Regions from separate parts of the Homo sapiens genome. Here region 2 is linked to region 1. Evidence: read pairs that join two places in POLR2A ChIA-PET (ENCODE). Cell type or tissue: OCI-LY7. All regions are shown on one strand. Links, peaks and the distances in the headings refer to the core of each region. The heading gives the core; the rest is flanking DNA. Region 1 overlaps BTK (Bruton tyrosine kinase). Region 2 has its middle 22 kb from the start of TIMM8A.

Evidence for each region. ChIA-PET counts read pairs that join two places held together with the same protein. Peaks named below come from ENCODE experiments on the same cell type or tissue, not always from the same donor. Only the 100,000 strongest peaks of a DNase experiment are listed, where the experiment ranks them.
Region 2: POLR2A ChIA-PET joins it to region 1 with 7 read pairs; 4 of 35 experiments call an interaction of 5 or more read pairs at or near these places.

Annotation. Positions count from the first base shown.
Region 1 is chrX:101,377,158-101,385,941 of GRCh38, reverse strand. The region is part of intron 1 of BTK (Bruton tyrosine kinase); the gene reads left to right. Among named protein-coding and RNA genes, the nearest start is that of BTK, 4.6 kb to the left of the region's middle. RefSeq lists an enhancer at 265-484. In OCI-LY7, for the core only: no CTCF peak of the experiment used is centred there; DNase peaks (open chromatin) are centred at 1 and 2,041; H3K4me3 peaks cover 3,568 bases; H3K27ac peaks cover 3,462 bases.
Region 2 is chrX:101,320,235-101,332,887 of GRCh38, reverse strand. It overlaps the pseudogene RNU6-934P. Among named protein-coding and RNA genes, the nearest start is that of TIMM8A, 22 kb to the left of the region's middle. In OCI-LY7, for the core only: no CTCF peak of the experiment used is centred there; a DNase peak (open chromatin) is centred at 6,097; H3K27ac peaks cover 1,407 bases.

The sequences.
Region 1 (8,784 bases), core at 1-5,000:
AGGGTGGGAGTGTCATCAGCACAAGGCCCTGGCAGTCCCTTCTGGTGATTAGAGAGGCCGAAAGGGTCCTTTCCGACAAGGGCTGAGGGTGGGCGGAACAGGAAGAGAAAAATGTGACATGAGGTGACCATCCGAACAGGTAGCAAATGTTAGAAAGGGGTACCTCTGGCAAACTTAGTGGAAAAGTAATATTGCAGGGAGCAGTCAGATAAAAACAAGCCCTTCTGTCAAATAGTGCTTGAAGACTCAATAGGGATACATGGGTCAATGAAGCCTTTAGAAAAAGAAATACTAAGAGGCAGATTCTCTGAGAACATGGTAAAAGCTCACGCTCCACGTTATGAAGTTGACCTTTGTGAGCTAGGGAAAGGCCTGGCTAGGCCAGGGTGTAGGCTACCTGCCTTGAGCTGTACCAGGCCAAATGTCGCCAGGGTCAGAGCTGGCTTATTAAAGGACTGTGTGGAAGCTGTGCCAACCTCGTGGTAACAATGGGTAAAAGACTGGGCCAGGAGAAAGCAGCCTCTGCCTCAGCCCAGACAGTGCGGCCAACCCTTGAGGTTGTGGCAAAGGTTTCTCCTCTTACCATTGCCCTCCATGTGCATGGCTTGCTTTTCTCTTGTCTTCATTATTTCTCCTTTCCTTTCCTCCTCTCCAACCTCCTCCTCTTCCCACTCATCCTCTTTTCTCTACCTATATCCCCTCTTCATTATACCCTCCTCTGTTCTGTTGATTACCAGACCCTGACATACAGTTAGCACTTAACAAATAATTGCCGAATTGCATTGACTTTTTCTTGCTCCTTTCTTCCCCCGCTCTTTTCCCTTTTCCTTTCCCTTTCCATTTCCTCCTCCCTGCCTGCCTAGCACCTTCCCCATAAGGTGGTTGTGAGCAGTAAATGTGCAAATACATGTAAAGCTTTTAAAACAGGGCCTGGCAATAGTAAGTGCTGGATCTCAGTATTTGCTATAATTTTTACTCTGCCTCAGACCTGCCAATGTCCCCCAGAGGGCCTACCTAGAGCAAATAATATGACATTTAGAATAAAAGTGATTGGTGACCCCAATCAAGACATCCTTGGATAAGTTGCCCAGACTCCAGCCTCTCTGGAGCCTCAGTTATTTGATAAAATAATGTCACTTTCCAAATAAGCCACAAAATGCAAATACTCATGGCAACCTAAAGCATTATACCCAAACAGTGTCCCTTAGGGCTTGTCCTGTCTATTCTGACTCCTTTTATATTCAAACTATTTAAACTGCTTGCTTGTGTTGAAGTCCAAATTTCCATTGCGTATGGCTATTGATATTTTTGTTTGGAATTTTTTTTTTTTTTTTTTGACACGGAGTTTCACTCTTGCTGCCCAGGCTGGAGTGCAATGGCACGATCTCGGGATCTCAGCTCACCGCAACCTCCGCCTCCCGGGTTCAAACAATTCTCCTGCCTCAGCCTCCCAAGTAGCTGGGATTACAGGCATGTGCCACCACGCCCAGCTAATTTTGTATTTCTAGTAGAGACGGGGTTTCTCCATGTTGGTCAGGCTGGTCTCGAACTCCCAACCTCAGGTGATCTGCCTGCTTGGGCCTCCCAAAGTGCTAGGATTACAGGCGTGAGCCACCGCACCCACCCTGGAATTCTTTGTAAACTCCTTATGGTGCGAACTAATGTAACTTTCCATCCAGTTATGGGGGATTGGTGCAATTTTAAATTATCACTATGATTTGCTATTTCCATTTGAGCAAATTTCCTATAGAGTTTCCTTTCAGTGGACTAGACCCATATCAGGAAGTGACTTAGGTATAAAGGGAAGATACAGCTTTCGAAAACCAAAGTTTGGGCGTTCTCCAAAGAGTTATCAGATACCCCCTTCTACACCCACAATGATCTGATTGCTGAGATCTGATTGCTAACTACTGAAAATAAGGAAGAACTAGAATTTTCAGTGACACAGTGCTCAGCAAGAAGCTAGAAAAGAGGCCTTGACATATTTGACTCCAAAGCTACTTGGTTATGCATGAAGCCATCTGGGGAGGGGAAGGAGGAGGGAGAACTCCTCTGAGGACCCTGAAACAATTGGGCCACGTGTGACTTTCAGTTTCTATGGAGATTCATGTGCAGTGGCTGAGGGCAATCTGAGAGCATTGGAAACCCAGAAGCTTTAATACCAGGCTCTTCTCTCCGCTCTTAGAAAGTTCTCACAAGATGTCTTTAGGATTATATTGGTTATTTGAATCTCAAGGAGAAGCTCCTCTCACTGCCCTACCTCCCTGAACTGAAAACAAACTGTAGTCTGTTAGCTCACCCTAGAAGAAGGAAATTCTAGAGTCAAGAGAAGTTAAGTTTTAGACAAGCTGGAAGTTGGAATATACTGGAGTTTAAGATCATTGACTCAATGAAAAAAAAAAAAGATTTGTCTGCAGTAAAACCAGAGTTTTAAAAATGATTAGAAATGGACCAGAAAAGAGATAAGGATAATGAGAAAGGGGGCTCTCTAAAACTATTTGGAACTGAAATTGGGACAATGTTTCTGGAAACTATTTTGGCAGTATGTATCAAAATGCAAAATGCACATACTTTTTTGACTCTGGAAATGATGCTTGTATAGAGATCCTAATAACATGGGAAAATAATTAGGAATAATGTTAAATAAGAACATTAGATCTTTTTTTGGAAAAAGGTACCTTGAACGGATGGATGGATGGATAGATACATACATACATGCATACATACATACATAGATGTTACGAAAAATAGGTAAATTAACTGAATGTGCAATATGATCTCAAATATTATAAGAAACACACACAGAAAAAAATGGAAGGAATATGCCGATATATTAATGCCTCTGGATGAGTTTATGAATGATTTTTTCTTTTTTATATCCCTGTACTTGACATATTTTCTACAATAAGCATGTTTTATTTTACTATATTTTGTTTTATTTTGAGATGGGGGTCTCCCTATGTTTCTCAGGCTGACCTTGAACTCTTGGGCTCAAGCAATCCTCCAATATCAGCCTCCTGAGTAGCTGGGACTACAGGTGCACCCCACTGCACCCAGCTGCGTGTGTTATTTTGATATCGATGGAAAAAATAAATAAAATGTTTAAGCCAAGGAAAACAAAAACTAGGTTGAAAAAGAAGGCCAAAAGGGCACACAAGTCCAGAGTGAAAGACAGACACCCCAGCAGTCACCCTCAGAGCAGAGGGAGAATATTGAAAGTATTACCACTGATCTGATCTGGCACTGACTATAAACTTGCAGATTGGCTCTCTGGCTCTCCTTCCATCATCAGTTGGCCAGAATATATTGTCGCTAATGCAAGACAAAAAGAGATGATGAATCACAGAGACCTAGAAGTTTCCAAAACCACAGAAGAAAAATGTAAAATGCTAAAAACATAAGGCCAGGCGCGGTGGCTCAAGCCTGTAATCCCAGCATTTTGGGAGGCCGAGGCAGGTGTCATGGTGTGCGGCTGTAGTCCAAGCTACTCAGGAGGCTGAGGCAAGAGAATTGCTTGAAACTGGGAGGTAGCGATTGCAGTGAGCCAAGATTGCGCTACTGTACCGAAGCCTGGATGACAGAGCGAGACTCTGTCTCAAAAATAAATAAATAAATAAATAAATAAATAAAACATGAACTGCTGTGGAAGAACCAGAGAGCCCTAAGGCCTCCTGTAAATGACTACAGCAGGAGAGTTTCCCTGGTCAGCATGCAGCTTTCGAAAATTGAGTTTGGCTTGATGCCTTCATCACAAATTTGGTCCCCTGTAGCCTTGACTATGAAGCTTATCATAAAATAATTGGGTTTCACTGGGGCCCGAACAAAAGCATCTTGGGAATTTAACAAGATTAAAGGTTGCTTTGTTGCTGTGGGTATGATTTTTTTTTCTTTTTTCTTTTTTTTTTTTTTTGAGACGGAGTCTGACTCTGTCACCCAGGCTGGAGTGCAGTGGCACGATCTCGGCTCACTGCAACCTCCGCCTCCTGGGTTCAAGCAATTCTCCTGCCTCAGCCTCCTGAGTAACTGGGATTACAGGTGCGCGCCACCACGCCAGGCTAATTTTTGTATTTTTAGTAGAGACAGGGTTTCTCCATGTTGGTCAGGCTGGCTGCTCTCAAACTCCTGACCTTGCCATCCAGCCGCCTCAGCCTCCCAAAGTGCTGGGATTACAGGCATGAGCTACCACACGTGGCCATATGTAAATTTTAAACATGTAAACCAATACTGTATATCTTTTATAGATATTTACATCTGTAATGATAATATGAAAACGTACCTAGGAATGATAAACACCAAATTCAAGATATTGGTAATCTCTAAGGAGGGAGAAGACTAAGATTTTGGAGTACATAAAGGGGTCTTGATTATATAGATAGTATTTCAGTTCTTAACACGTTCTCTTCTGGTCCCAAGGCCAAGGAATTCTCAATTGAAATCTCAGTTAGAACGTGAAGGATGCTTCTTGGGACTGGGAAGAGATTTTCCGTAGGCCAAATTTAACCTCCCACTAGAGATAGTTGATAATTCTACCACATTTCATAGTGAAGCATCAGGAAGACAGGACTGAAAAGGCAAGAAGGAATGATGCAAATTGCATAGTCCAAAAGATAAGCTGGACCTAGGTTTGCCAGTTTGTCTAAGTAACTGAGAATTCATTCTGAGATCAAAAAATCAAAATAATGTTCACAGCAGCATTGTTTATCACTGAAAGCAAACAACCTAAATGTCCATCAACAGGAGAATGAATAAATATATTGGAATGTATTCATCATATAGAATATTTTATGCATATAAAAATGAATTAAAACATATGAAGTAGAACTAGCCAGATAAATAAATCCTAACATATTATATTGAGGGGAAAAAAGCAAGTTGCTGGAGAATGTGTACCATATATATATATATAAATTTTCTTTTTTTTTTTTTTTTTTTTTCGCGACCGAGTTTCACTCTTGTTGCCCAGGCTGGAGTGCAATGGCAAGATCTCGGCTCACTGCAACCTCTGCCTCCCGGGTTCAAGGGATTCTCCCGCCTCAGCCTCCTGAGTAGCTGGGAGAGTAGCGTTGGCCCAGCTAGTTTTTGTATTTTTAGTAGAGACAGGGTTTCTCCATGTTGGTCAGGCTGGCTGCTCTCAAACTCCTGACCTTGTCATCCACCCGCCTCAGCCTCCCAAAGTGCTGGGATTACAGGCCTGAGTTACCGCACCTGGCCATATGTAAATTTTAAACATGTAAACCAATACTATATATCTTTTATAGATACTTACATCTGTAATAATAATATGAAAACATACCTAGGAATGATAAACACCAAACTCAAGATATTGGTAATCTCTATGGAGGGAGAAGACTAAGATTTTGGAGTACATAAAGGGGTCTTGATTATATAGATTGTATCTCACTTCTTAACACGTGAGGCAATATGGCACAATTTTAGGATTTTGTAGAGCTAAGCGGTGAGTCCAAGATTGTAATGTTATAGTCCCTGTACTTTCTATTTGAAATATTTCATAATATAAAACAAAGTATATTTGAGGCCAGGTGCAGCAGCTCATGCCTGTAATCCCCACACTTTGGAAGGCTGAGACAAGAAGATCACTTGCATCCAGGAGTTTGAGACTAGCCTAGGCAACAAAGTGAGACCCGTGTCTCTACAAAAAAATTAAAAATTAGCTGGGTGTGGTAGTGCACACCTGTAGTCCCAGCTACTTGAGAGGCTGAGGCAGGAGGATCGCTTGAGCCCAGGAGGTGGAGGCTGCAGTGAGTGGTGATCTTGCTACTGCACTCCATCCTGGGTGACAGAGTGAGACCCTGTCTCAAAAAAATAGAAGGTATATTTGATCAAAGTTTTATATTCACAGTAAGCAATAAGAACCCTAGGGACAGAGAAGGGTGGATGTTCCACCTAAACACTGTGCTTTCATTCCATCAACAATGAAACATCCAGGAAAGGAAACAACAAGTGACTCTAGAAATTCACTAGTTAGACAGAATCTCCTTGGGAATGATTTAAAGAGGGAAAATGTAAGAAAACCTGGCAAGACTAAGAAGAGTCCTCAAGTGCAAAAAAAGTATAGTTGACAGTTACCAGAGACAGATCATCCTTACCAGCCTGGAGGAATATTGCAGAGGAAAGAGCTTAGGATCTTGAATACTCTCTTATCTCCTGTATTTACCACCATTTCCTCTCTTGCTGAACATTCCTAGAAAATGGAGAGGAGTTTGTCACAACTGCTCTTTGATGATAGCCATGGAGAATGACAGGGGCCCCAAGGCAGATGGCATCAACCTCATCAAAGACCAAAAAACAAATAAACGAACAAAAATCCCTCCGGTAGGCAGTGAAACACCACAAAAAAAGCAAGGGCTATAGATGATATACCAAGAGCTACAGATGGATGAGGTTGGACAAGTCACATAACCTCTGTGTCAGTTTCCTCATCTGTTTGTTGTGAGGAATAAATGAAATAATGCCTGTAAAATGCCTGTCAGGTAGAAGTCACTGAAAGGAACAGAAGTTCCATTCCATCCCCCTAAGGAAAGACAGGGAATGGCCAGAATCTTCCTAGCCAATTGAGTAGTGCTTTCAAGGAGAAATCAAGAGAAAACACTACTTCTTGGATATTTTGGCTAAGTAGTCATTTGAAGTACAGTTGACTGGTTATTTTATTTTAAATCATATCTCATAGACTCTTCCCAATCATAGGCTGGCTGTGTAGTTTTCTGAATTTTGCTCTGGTATTCTTCTTCTTTTTTTTTTTTATTTTTATTTTTTATTTTTTTTTTGAGACTCCAGGCTGGAGTGCAGTGTCACGATCTTGGCTCACTGCAACCTCCGCCTCCCGAGTTCAAGCGATTCTCCTGCCTCAGCCTCCTGAGTTGCTGGGACTACAGGCGCCTGTCACCACGCCCGGCTAATTTTTTGTATTTTAATAGAGACGGGATTTCACCATGTTGGCCAGGCTGGTCTCTAACTCCTGACCTCAAGTGATCCGCCAGCCTCAGCCTCCCAAAGTGCTGGGATTACGGGCATGAGCCACTGCGCCTGGACTTATTATTCTTAATAGTATTTTATCTTATGAGCGAAGATAAGAGCCCAAGATGGTTTAGTTTACTGATTCTGCAAGTGCTATTTCTATTAATTCCTTGGCATACTGCAGTTTGTATGATGGCTGCACTCTTGTTAATAAGCTTCGTCTTTCTGAATTCTGTTGCTCCATAGGGAGCTGGGAGGCTGCAAAAGGTGGCCCTGTAAAAATCTTTGCATTTATAATTTAATAAAGGGGACATTGTAACACTGGAACTCCATATTTTAAATGAAGAGCTCTGTGTCTATTTTTTCTCCTCCCCCATTTCTTTCTTTCTATAAACAACAGTGGTGTGTGTGTGTGTGTGTGTGTGTGTGTGTGTGTGTCTGTATGTTTGAGACATTCAAGTCACTTCCATTTCCACCCTTCACCCTGAGTGGAGCTCAGGGTTAGCCATCATTGTGCATATTTTGTGGTCAAACCGACTCTGTAGGCTACTGAAATTGTTTTAAAAAAATTGGGGCCTTTACTGGCCAGGCACGGTGGCTCATACCTGTAATTCCAGCACTTTGGGAGGCCAAGGTAGGCAGGTCACCTGAGGTCAGGAGTTCAAGACCAGCCTGGCCAACATGGGGAAACCCCACCTCTACTAAAAATACAAAAATTAGCCAGGTGTGGTGGCACACGCCTGTAATCCCGGCTACTTGGGAGGCCGAGGCAGGAGAATTGCTTGAACCCAGGAGATGGAGGTTGCAGTGAGCCAAGATCGTGCCACTGCACTCCAGCCTGGGCAACAAAGCAAGATTCCGTCTCAAAAAAAAAAAAAAAAAATGGGGCCTTTCACAATAAGTACCCACAGAAGCTTTACCCTCTAACTACTTTTTAACTCAGAGCTGTGTGTTACACACCAACCTTCTGGAGGACTCAAAAATGGATCCCTTTCCTTTCACATTATTGAGTGATGGACCAGTGGCACCTAAGGAAGAGCTACCACATTTTCAGGCTGTGTGAGTCTGGACTGGATCATAAGAAACAGGAGAAAAGCAGTCAAAGAAGGTGGTACCAAATCATGGCAATTCTGGTAGACCTCTAGCTCAATGATCTAGAGGTGGAGGCCATTTCACCTTTTGCTCAGAGGGGCGATGGCTAGTGAGAGACTTGCTTACTTCCTCATAGTCAGAGCAGCACTAAACCCTGCCCAAACACAGATACTTGAGAGAGAGGAAGACTTCCTCTTGTACAAACTGGATTTGTTCTAAAACAGAGAAAGAGTAGAGGCAGCTTCCAGAAGGACCTGTCTTATAGGAAGTAAGAGCAGGGGACAAGAATGAAACAGATGGTGGGTCTAAGCAGGGAATGTATCCACCAAGAGCCTGCAACAAAACTAAAGATAAAATGTTGCCTGCGATTTATTCGGCTAAGAGAAGTACACCAGACATGGTTTGTTGGGATGCTTCTGACCCCATTTACTGGTCACAGTACTCAATTTATTTAGGGTTTTATTTTTTATCCTGTAATTTGAGTCTTTGATTGTGAAGAGGTACTTAATTATAATTTGCCACAAGAATAATTGTGGTATGATTACAGGGCTCTCAATGAGTTGGTAGTTCCTGAGAATAGAGTAGTATTATTTGGTTACCACTACTCCTGAGTAAATGCATAATTGTAATGTTAAAATGAACCTCTTTGAGTTTAGAGCTAAAACTGAGTGTTGGGAAGGGCTGATTGTAAACTCATCAATTTGTCACTCCAGTGAG
Region 2 (12,653 bases), core at 3,289-8,288, 56 kb after region 1:
TCTTGTCTGACTGCTCTGGTTAGAACTTCCAGTACTATGTTGAAGAGGAGTAGTGAGAGTGGGCATCCTTGTCTTGTTCCAGTTCTCAGAGGGAATGCTTTCACCTTTTCACCATTCAGTATTATGTTGGCTGTGGGTTCGTCATAGATGGCTTTTATTACATTGAGGTATGTCCTTTGTATGCCGATTTTGCTGAGAGTTTTAATCATAAAGGGATGCTGGATTTTGTCAAATGCTTTTTCTGCATCTATTGAGATGATCATGTGATTTTTGTTTTTAATTCTGTTTATGTGGTGTATCACATGTATTAACTTGCATATGTTAAACCACTCCTGCATCCCTGGTATGAAACCAACTTGACCATGGTGGATTATCTTTATTTTTTTCTTCTTTTTGAGACAGTTTTGCTCTTGTTGTCCGGGCTGGAGTGCAATGGTGCGATCTTGGCTCACCGCCACCTCTGCCACCTGGGTTCAAGCAATTCTCCTGCCTCAGCCTCCCGAGTAGCTGGGATTACAGGCATGCGCCACAACGCCCAGCTAATTTTGTATTTTTGGTAGAGATGGGGTTTCTCCATGTTGGTCAGGCTGGTCTCGAACTCCTGAACTCAGGTGATCGGCCAGCCCTGGACTCCCAAAGTGCTGGGAATTACAGGAGTGAGCCACCATGCCTGGCCCCTGGATTATCTTTTTGATATATTGTTGGATTTGCTTACTTGTATTTTGTTAAGGACTTCAGCATCTATGTTCATTAGGGATATTGGTCTGTAGTTTTGTTTTTTGGTTATGTGCTTTCCTGCTTTTGGTATTAGAATGATAGTGGCTTCATAGAATGATTTAGGGAGGGTTCCCTCTTCCTCTATCTTGTGGAATAGTGTCAATACAATTCTTCTTTGAATGTCTGGTAGAATTCTGCTGTGAATCCGTTTGGTCCTGGACTTTTGTTTTTTGTTGTTAATTTTTTTTTTTTTTTTGAGACAGAGGCTCGCTCTGTCACCCAGGCTGGAGTGCAGTGGTGCAATCTCAGCTTACTGCAACCTCTGCCTCCTGGGTTCAAGAGATTCTCCTGCCTCAGCCTCCTGAGTAGCTGGGATTACAGGCGCGTGCCACCACACCTGGCTAATTTTTTTGAATTTTTAGTAGAGACGGGGTTTCACCATATTGGCCAGGCTGGTCTTGAACTCCTGACCTCGTGATCCACTCGCCTTGGTCTTCAAAGTATATGCTGGGATTACAGGCGTGAGCCACCACGCCTGGCCCTTTTTTGTTTTTTGAGATGGAGTCTCACTCTTTTTGCCCAGGCTGGAGTGCACTGGCTCAATCTCAGCTCACTGCAACCTCCGCCTCCAGGGTTTAAGCAATTCTCCTGCCTCAGCCTCCCAAGTAGCTGGGATTACAGGTGCCCGCCACCACGCCCAGCTAATGTTTTTGTATTTTTACTAGAGATGGGGTTTCACCATGTTTGGCCAGGCTGGTCTTGAACTCCTGACCTCAGGTGATCCATCTGCCTCGGCCTCCCAAAGTGCTGGGATTACAGGTGTGAGCCACCACGCCCAGCCCTTTTCTTGGTAATTTTTAAATTACCATATCAGTCTCACTGCTGGTTATTGGTTTGTTCAGAGTATCTAATGCTTCCTGATTTAAGCTAGGAGGGTTGTATCTTCCCAGAAATTTTTCCATCTCTTCTAGATTTTCTAGTTTAAGCATGTAAGGTGTTCATAGTAGCCTTGAATGATCTTTTGTATTTCTGTGGTGTCAGTTGTACTATCTTCCCTTTGGTTTCTTATTGAGCTTGTTTGGATTTTCTCCCTTCTTTTCTTGGTTAATCTTGCTAATGTTCTATCAATTTTATTTATCTTTTCAAAGAACCAGCTTTTTGTTTCATTTATCTTTTGTATTTTTTTGTTTGTTTGTTTCAATTTCATTTAGTTCTGCTCTGATCTTGGTTATTTCCTTTCTTCTGCTGGGTTTGGGTTTGGTTTGTTCTTGTTTCTCTAGTTCCTTGAGGTGTGACCTTAGATTGTCTGTCTGTGCTCTTTCAGACTTTGTGATGTAGGCTTTTAGGGCTATGAACTTTCCTCTTAGCACCGCCTTTGCTGAATCCCAGAGGTTTTGATAGGCTGTGTCACTATTGTCATTCAGTTCGAAGAATTTTTTAATTTCCATCTTGATTTCATTTTTGAGCCAATGATCATTCAGGAACAGGTTATTTAATTTCGATGTATTTGCATAGTTTTGAAGCTTCCTTTTGCAGTTGATTTCCAGTTTTATTCCACTGTGGTCTGAGAGAGTGCTTGATATAATTTCATTTTCCTTAAATTTATTGAGGCTTGCTTTGTAGCCTATCATATGGTCTGTCTTGGAGAAAGTTCCATGCACTGTTGAATAGAATATATATTCTGAGGTTGTTGGATGGAATGTTCTGTAAGTATCTGTTAAGTCCATTTGTTCCAGGGTATAGTTTAAATCCGTTGTTTCTTTGTTTACTTTCTGTCTTGATGACCTGTCTAGTGCTGTCAGTGGAGTATTGAAGTCCCCCACTATTATCGTGTTGAGGTCTATCTCATTTCTTAGGTCTATTAGTAATTGTTTTATAAATTTGGGAGTTCCAGTGTTAGTCCTTATATGTTTAGGATTGTGATATTTGCCTGTTGAACAAGGCCTTTTACTGTTACATAATGTCCCTCTTTGTCTTTTTTAGTTGCTGTTGCTTTAAAGTTTGTTTTGTCTGATATAGGAATAGCTACTCCTGGCCAGGCACCGTGGCTCACGCCTGTAATCCCAGCACTTTGGGAGGCTGAGGTGGGTGGATCACAAGGTCATGAGTTCAAGACCAGCCTGGCCAATATGGTGAAACCCCGTCTCTACTAAAAGTACAAAAATTAGCCAGGCATGGTGGCAAGTGCCTGTAGTCCCAGCTACTCAGGAGGCTGAGGCAGGAGAATAGCTTGAATCCAGGAGGCGGAGGTTGCAGTGAGCTGAGATTGCACCACTGCACTCCAGCCTGGGTGACAGAGCGAGACTCCATCTCAAAAAACAAAAACAAAAACAATAGCTGCTCCTGCTCGCTTTTCATGTCCATTTGCATGAAATATATTTTTCCACCTGTTTACCTTAAGTTTATGTGAGTTCTTACGTGTTAGGTGAGTCTCTTGAAGGCAGCAGATAGTTGGTTGGTGAATTCTTTTTTTTTTTTTTAATGGAATTCTTATCCATTCTGCAATTCTGTATCTTTTAAGTGGAGCATTAAGTCCATTTACATTCAATGTTAGTACAGAGATGTGAGGTACCATTCCATTCATCATGCTATTTGTTGCCTGTATAGCTTGTTTTTTTTTCTTTTTGTTTTTAATTTTTTTTTTTTTTAAGACAGAGTTTCGCTCTTGTTGCCCAGGCTGGAGTGCAATGGCATCTTGGCTCACTGCAACCTCCGCCTCCCAGGTTTAAGTGATTCTCCTGCCTCAGTCTCCCAAGTAGCTAGGATTACAGGCAAGTGCCACCATGCCCAGCTAATTTTTGTATTTTTAGTAGAGATGGGGTTTCACCATCTTGGCCAGGATGGTCTCGAACTCCTGACCTCGTGATTCACCCTCCTCACCCTCCCAAAGTGCTAGGATTACAGGTGTGAGTCACTGCACCCAGCCTGTATTTTTGTTTTATTGGTCCTATGAGATTTATGCTTTAAAAAGTTTCTGTTTTGATGTGTTTCCAGGATTTGTTTCAATATTTAGAGCTCCTTTTAGCAGTTCTTGTAGTGGTGGCTTGGTAGTGGCAAATTCTCTCAGCATTTGTCTGTCTAAAAAAAAAACCTATCTTTCCTTCATATGTGAAGCTCAGTTTCACTTGATACAAGATTCTTAGCCGGGCACAGTGGCTCACGCCTGTAATCCCAGCACTTAGGGAGGCTGAGGCAGGTGGATCACCTGAAGTCAGGAGTTCGAGACCAGCCTGACCAACACGGAGAAACCCCGTCTCTACTAAAAATACAAAATTAGTTGGGCATGGTGGTGTATGCCTGTAATCCCAGCTTCTCGGGAGGCTGAAGCAGGAGAATCGTTTGAACCTGGGAGGCTGAGGTTGCAATGAGCCAAGATAGTGCCATTGCACTCCAGCCTGGGCAACAAGAGTGAAACTCCGTCTCAAAAAAAAAAAAAGATTCTTAGCTGATAATTGTTTTGTTCGAGGAGGCTGAAGATAGGGCCTCAGTCCCTTCTAGCTTGCAGGATTTCTGCTGATAAATCTGCTGTTAATCTGATAGATTTTCCTTTATAGGTTACCTGGTACTTTTGTCTCACAGCTCTTAAGATTCTTTCCTTCATCTTAACTTTAGATAAGCTGATGACAATGTGCCTAGGTGATGATCTTCTGGCAATGAATTTCCCAGATGTTCTTTGTGCTTCTTGTATTTGGATGTCTAAGTTTCTAGAAAGGCTGGGGAAGTTTTCCTCGATAATTCTCCCAAATATGTTTTCCAAACTTTTAGATTTCTCTTCTTCCCCAGGAACGCCAATTATTCTTAGGTTTGGTCATTTAACATAATCCCACACTTCTTAGAGGCTTTGTTCATATTTTTTTATTCTTTTTTCTTTGTCTTTGTTGGATTGGGTTAATTCGAATACCTTGTCTCTGAGCTCTGAATTTCTTTCTTCTACTTGTTCGATTCTATGGCTGAGACTTTCCAGAGCATTTTGCATTGCTATAAGTGTGTCCATTGTTTCCTGAAGCTTTGATTGTTTTTTACTTATGCTGTCTATTTCATTAAAGATTCCTCTCTTCACTTTTATTTTTTTTTTTGAGATAGAGTTTCACTCTTGTTGCCCAGGCTGGAGTGCAATGGCGCTATCTCGGCTCACTGCAACCTCCGCCTCCCGGGTTCAAGCGATTCTCCTGCCTCAGCCTCCTGAGTAGCTGGGACTACAGGCATGCGCCAACACACCTGGCTAGTTTTGTATTTTTAGTAGAGATGGGGTTTCTCCATGTTGGTCAGGCTGGTCTTGAACTTCTGACCTCAGGTGATCCGCCTGCCTTGGCCTCCCAAAGTGCTGGGATTACAGGCATGAGCCACCGTGCCCGGGCTTCTCTTCACTTCTTGTATCATTTTTTTATTTCCTCTTTTTTTTTTTTTTTTGAGATGGAGTCTCACTCTGTCGCCCAGGCTGGAGTGCAGTGGCGCAATCTTGGCTCACTGCAACCTCCGCCTCCCAGGTTCAAGCGATTCTCCTGCCTCAGCCTCCCGAGTAGCTGGGACTAAAGGTGTGTGCCACCACACCCGGCTAATTTTTTTGTATTTTTAGTAGAGACGAGGTTTCACTGTGTTAGCCAGGATGGTCTGGATCTCCTGACCTCATGATCCACCCGCCTCAGCCTCCCAAAGTGCTGGGATTACAGGCGTGAGCCACTGTGCCTGGCCAATTTTTTTATTTCCTTACATTGGGCTTCACCTTTCTCTGGTGCCTCCCTGAGTAGCTTAATTAGTAACCTCCCGAATTCTTTTTCAGGTAAATCAAGGATTTCTTCTTGGTTTGGATCCATTGCTGGTGAGCTAGTGTGATCTTTTGGGGGTGTTAAGGAACCTTGTTTTTTCATATTACCAGAGTCAGTTTTCTGGTTCCTTCTCATTTGGGTAGGCTCTGTCAGAGGGAAGGTCCAGGGCTGAAGGCTGTTGTTCAGATCCTTTTGTCCCATGGCATGTTCCCTTGATGTAATACTCTCCCCCTTTTCCTGTGGATGTGGCTCCCTAAGAGCTGGGCTGTAGTGATTGTTACAGCTTTTCTGGATCTAGCCACCCAGCAAGTCTACCAGGCTCCAGGTTGGTACTGGGGGTAGTCTGCACAGAGTCCTGTGATGTGAACCGTCTATGGGTCTCTCAGCTGTGGAAACCAGCACCTGTTCTGGTGGAGATGGAAAGGGGGTGAAATGGACTCTGTTAAGGTTCTTAGCTTTGGTGGTTTAATGCACTATTTTTGTGCTGGTTGGCCTCCTGCTGGGAGGTGGCGCTTTCCAGAGAGCATCAGCTGTGATAGTATGGGGAGGAACAGGTGGTGGGCGGGGCCCTAGAACTCCCAAGAGTATATGCCCTTTGTCTTCAGTTACCAGGGTGGGTAGGGTAGGACCACTGGGTTGGGGCAGGGCTAGGTGTGTCTGAGCTCAGAGTCTCCTTGGGCGGGTTTTGCTGCAGCTGCTGTGGGGGATGGGGGTGAGGCTCCCAGATCAATGGGGTTATGATCCTAGAAGGATTATGGATGTCTCTACTGTGTTGTGCAGGTTGTCAGAAAAGTGAGGGAAAGCCAGCAGTCACAGGCCTCACACAGCTCCCACAGAATCCAAAGGGCTGGTCTCACTCCCACTGTACCCCCACCCCCACCCCACCAACAGCACTGAGTGAGCAGGGCTGAGAACTTGCCCCAGGCTACCCACCTCCCAGCTGTGAAAGCAAGTATGGCTTTCCTTCTTCCCCCACCTGTGGAGTCTGCACACCAGATTCATGCCCCACCCCCCGCCGAGTTCTGGCCAGAAGACTTCTTGATCAGTTCAAACTGTTTTTTTGTTGTTTGTTTGTTTGTTTGTTTTTGAGACGGAGTTTTGCTCAGTCGCCCAGGCTGGAGTGCAGTGGCATGATCTCGGCTCACTGCAACCTCCGCTTCCCCGGTTCAAGTGATTCTCCTGCCTCAACCTCCCGAGTAGCTGGGATTACAGGCATGCGCCACCACGCCTGGCTAATTTTTGTATTTTTAGTAGAGACGAGGTTTCACCATGTTGGCCAGGCTGGTCTCGAACTCCTGACGTCAGGTGATCCACCCTCCTCACCCTCCCAAAGTGCTAGGATTACAGGCGTGAGCCACTGCGCCCAGCCTCTGTTCAAATTGTTACAAAGTTCGGCTGGAGATTTCTTTCTCCCTGTGACCTTTTCCAAGTGCCTCTGGCCGCCCTACCAAAGGACCCCTGTAAGGCCAGGCAGAAATGGTTTGCTAGGGGACCCAGTGAGCTCACAGGGCTTTTCCCGCTCTTTCCTCTACTCCTGTATTTCACTCAGTATCTAAATTGACTCAGCTCCAGGTAAGGTCAGAATCTTCTCCCATAACCTAGGCCTTCAGTTTCCCCAGTGGGGGTATGTGTTCAGGGGCAGACGATCTCCCTTTCCCACTTCCACAATTTGGGCACTCACAGTATTTGGTGTGCCTCCTGGGTCCTGCAAGAGCAGTCTGCTTCCTTCAGAGGGTCTGTGGGTTCTCTTGGGTTTCCTGATTTATTCCTGCAGTCGTTCTGGAGCAAAAATTCATGATGCGAGCCTCCACATGCTGCTCTGTTCATCGAAGTTGGAGCTGCAATCTAGTCTTGCCTCCCGTCTGCCATGATCCACCTTCTTCTTCTTCTTTGTTTTTATATGGAATACTTCACGGATTTGTGCATCATCCTTGTGCAGGGACCATGCTAATCTTCTCTGCATCATTCTAATTCCAGTACATGTGCTGCTGAAGCAAGCACACGTGCTTAGGTTCTGATGGCCTGTAGAGGCAGGAGACAGAGCCTTGGGCCTAAGTAAGGCAGGAGGTTGGAACTGAAACACCTGTAGGAAGTTGGGAGTTTCAAAGGACAACACCTTCAATAAGGTTGAACTAGACAAAAATTCATTCACTAGTATAGGAAGACAACCTGGGCTGTAAGAAGGTAGAAAACAGGGTCTCCCTCTGAGGCCTGCTTTCACATGGGTTTGGGATTCAAAATTTATAACTCCTACACTGTCCAGGAACCCTCCACACTAAAAAATGAGTACAAAGTGTATACGCACTTAAGAGTATAACTATTGTTATTCCTACCAAGCAGAAGCAACATAAAACAGCTCTAGAGAGACATATCCCTCACAAGATCCCCACAAGTAAAGCTGCACTGAACACAATTTAAAATAAAAAATTACAAAACACATGAAAAAACACCACACCATAATCAAATGTCTGAAGACACAACACATAGAATTAGACCCCGAAATATGCAATCTAATACACACTATAAAATTGCTTAAAATGATTAAAGATATAATTGAAAATGTAAGAAAAGAACAAGACATTATTTTATTTTTACAGATTTGAGGATACAAATGCAGCTTTGTTACATGGATATATTGTGTAGTGGTGAAGTTTGGGCTTTAAAGTGTAACCATCACTCAAATCATATACGTAGAACCCATTAGGTAATTTTTTTTTTTTTTTGAGACAGAGTTTCGCTCTTGGTGCCCAGGCTGGAGTGCAGTGGCGCCATCTTGGCTCACTGCAATCTCTGCCTCTTGGGTTCAAGCGATTCTCCTGTCTCAGCCTCACGAGTAGCTGGTATTACAGGCGTGTGCCACCAAGCCCAGCTAATTTTTCGTATTTTTAGTAGAGACAGGGTTTCATCATGTTGGCCAGGCTGGTCTCAAACTGCTGAACTCAGGTGATCCACCCGCCTTGGCCTCCCAAAGTGCTGGGATTACAGGCGTGAGCCACTGTGCCTGACCCATTAGGTAATTTTTTATCCCTTACACCTCTTGCACCTCCCACCTTTCTGGGTCTACAATGTCTATTATTCCACTCCAGTACACTAGTTTTAAAAGGCCAGGTAGTATTGAAAAAGAACTCTAGACATGAAAAAAAGTTTTAAATTTAAGAACTCAATGGACATGTTAAACCACAGATTGGGCACAATTAAAGAGAAAAGTGGTAACTGGAAAAATAGATATATAGAATGCAACACAGAGAGATTAAGAAATAAAAAATATGAAAAGAGGTAAAGAAACATGCAGGACAAATTTTAAAAGTAATATTCAAAGAAGTAATGACTGAGGGTATTCTAGAACTGATTATTTAAAAATGTGAATTCTCGGGCCAGGCGCAGTGGCTCACGCCTGTAATCCCAGCACTTTGGGAGGCCGAGGCAGGTGGATCACCAGGTCAGCAGTTCAAGACCAGCCTGGCCAAGATGGTGAAACCCTGTCTCTACTAAAAATACAAAAAAATGAGCCAGGTGTGGTGGCAGGCACCTGTAATCCCAGCTACTCGGGAGGCTGAGGCAGGAGAATTGCTTGAACCCGGGCGGCAGAGGTTGCAGTGAGCTGAGATCACGCCACTGCACTCCAGCCTGGGTGACAGACTGCAACTCTGTCTCAAGAAAAAAAAAAAATTAAAATTAAAAAAATAATAAAAATGTGAATTCTCAAATTCAGAAACTATGAGTCCTGAGCAAGATAAATACAACTAAATTCACATTTAGACCATTTTATTGAATCTTTAGAACATCAAAACGAATGATCCTGGAGATAATACTTAACATTTTCTATGTGCCAGGATTGTTCTAAACACTGTACCCAAGAGATAATCATTTTAATATATTGGTATATTTTCTTCCAGTGTTTTATCGATGCATGTATATGCACAATACAAAAATTCAAAACAAAATCAGAATAATCCTATACATAAAAACTTGTATTCTTTTTTTTTTTGCTCAACATTTTACCATAAGCATTTTCCTATGTTATTAAGCAGCAGCAATAGCTGCAATAACAGTGTAAATGACAACTAACATTTTAGTGTTGTTGTCAGGAGTATGGGTTTTGAAATCAAACTTTCTGTGTTTGAGTCCCAGTTCACCACTTACTAGCCATGTGGCATTGCACAAGTGACTCATCCTCTCTCTGATTCCATGTCCTCAGTAGTAAAAACCTACATCCTGGGGTTATTGTGAGTTACCATTTACTTTTTTTTTTTTTTTTTTTTGAGACAGAGTTTCGCTTTCGTCGCCCAGGCTGGAGTACAATGGTGCAATCTCGGCTCACTGCAACCTCCGCCTGCCAGGTTCAAGCGATTCTCCTGTCTCAGCCTCCCCAGTAGCTGGGATTACAGGCGCTCACCACCACACGCAGCTAATTTTTGTCTTTTTAGTAGAGATGGGGTTTCACCATGTTGGCCAGGCTGGTCTCGAACTCCTGACCTCAAGTGATCCACCCGCCTCAGCCTCCCAAAGTACTGGGATTACAGGCGTGAGCCACTGCGCCCCCAGCCTTGTGAGTTCCTGTTTACTAAGCTATCTGCTGGGCACTGTGCTAAACACATGAATAATGCTATTTAAAAAAAAAAAAAACCAGTGGGTTAGAAACTGCTCTTGGTCCTATTTTTATAGATGAGAAAAGTGGGGCTTAGGAAGACTCTTAGGTGATTTGCCCAAAATCATATGGCCAGTGATGGAGCTTTGACTTGAATTCAGATCTATCCCCAAAACCTATGCTTTCGATTGTTGTGCTACACTGTTCTTCCATATCATTTTATTTTATTTTATTTTATTTTATTTTATTTTATTTTATTTTATTTATTTATTTAGAGACGGAGTCTCTCTCTGTCATCCAGGCTGGAGTGCAGTGGCACGATCTCGGCTCACTACAACCTCCGCCTCTCGGGATCAAGCAATTCTCCTGCCTCAGCCTCCCGAGTAGCTGGGATTACAGGCATGTGCCACCACACCCAGCTAATTTTTGTATTTTTTTAGTAGAGATGGGGTTTCACCATGTTGGTCAGGCTGGTCTCGAACTCCTGACCTCATGATCCGCCTGCCTCGGCCTCCTAAAGTGCTGGGATTACAAGTGTGAGCCACCGCGCCCAGCCTCTTCCATATCATTTTAAAGGCTTCATAGTATGTACAAATCATAAAGTTCACCACAATATTCCTCAAATGTTGCACATTTAGATCCTTTCCATTTATTTCCTATGACAAATAACCTGGTAAAGCTCATCTTTGCCCATAAAATATTGTGTGCACTTCAGATAAACCCTTTTAGGGGAGTTACTCTGAAGTGGACTTACTAAGTAAAGAAAGTATGACATTTTAAGGGTCTTAATATATGTTAGCAAACTGCTTTTCAGAAAGGTTAAAACCATTTACATACTCACTGGCAGTGTATGAGAGCAAAGTTGAGTTTTTTATTTTTTATTTTTTTTATTTTTTGAGATGGAGTCTCACTCTGTCGCCCAGGCTGGAGTGCAGCGGCGCACTCTTGGCTCACTGCAACCTCTGCTTGCCAGATTCAAGCGATTCTCCTGCCTCAGCCTCCCGAGTAGCTGGGACTACAGGCGCGCGCCACCATGCCTGGCCAATTTTTTGTATTTTTAGTGAAGACCGAGTTTCACCATGCTGGCCAGGCTGGTCTGGATCTCCTGACCTCGTGATCCACCTGCCTTGGCCTCCCAAAGTGCTGGGATTACGGGCGTGAGCCACTGTGCCTGGCATGTCATTTCTACATGTTGGTAACGTTTCAAATACTCTCTTCTAGCTACTTTGAAATATACAATATATTGTTGCTAACTCTAGTGACCCTACTCTGTTATGGAACATTAGAACGTATTTCTTCTAACTGTATGACTGGATCCATTAACCAACCTTTTTTTATCACCCCCCTCCCACCCACACACCCTTTCCAGCCTCTGGTGTCTATGATTCTCTTCTCTATTTCTATGAGGTCAACTTTTTTCGTTTCCAACATATGAGTGAGAATATGTAGTATTTGTCTTTCTGTGCCTGGCTTATTTAATATAATGACATCTAGCTAGTTCCATTTATGTTGCTACAAATGACATGATTTCATTCTTTTTTATAGCTGAATAGTATCCCATTGTGTATATATACCACATTTTCTTCTTCTTTTTTTTTTTTCTTAGAGATGGGATCTTGTGATGTTGCCCAGGCTAGAGTGCAGTGGCACAATCATGTCTTCAATATCCCATTTTCAGCATTGGACAGATTTTCCAGACAGAAAAATCAACAAAGAAATGTCAGACTTAATCTGCACTATAGAAAAAGTGAATCTAATAGATATTTACAGAACGTTTCATCCAACAGCTGCAAAATACACATTCTTCTCCTAGCACATGGATCTTTCTCAAGGACAACCATATGTTAGGTCACAAAGCAAGTCTTAAAACATTTTTAAACATTGAAATAGCATCAAGCATCTTCTCTGACCACAGTGGAATAAAACTAGAAATCAATAACGAGAGGGATTTTAGAAACTATACAAACACATGGAAATTAAACAGTATGCTCCTGAATGACAAGTGGGTCAATGAAGAAATTAAAAAGAAAATTGAAAAATGTCTTGAAACAAATGATAATGGAAACACAACATACCAAAACCTATGGGATACAGCAAAAGCAGTAGTGAGAGGGAAGTTTATAGCTATAAGCACCTACATCAAAAAAGAAGAAAAACTTCAAATAAATAATCTAACCATGAATCTTATAGAACTAGAGAACTAAGAGCAAACAAAATCCAAAGTTACTAGAAGAAAATGAATAATATAGATCAGAGCAGAAATAAAATAAAAATGAAGAAAACAATACAAAAGATCAATGAAAGGAAAAGTTGGTTTTTTAAAAATAAACAAAATTGACAAACCCTTAGCCAGAACAATGAGGGTAAAAACCAAAGAAGACCCAAATAAATAAAATCAGAGATGAAAAGGGATATTACAACTGATACTGCAGAAACTCAAAGGATCATTAGTGGCTACTATGAGCCAATAAATTGGAAAATCTAGAAGAAATGGATACATTTCTAGACATATATAATCTACAAGGATTGAACCAGGAAGAAATCCAAAACCTGAACAGACGAATAACAAGTAATGAGATCGA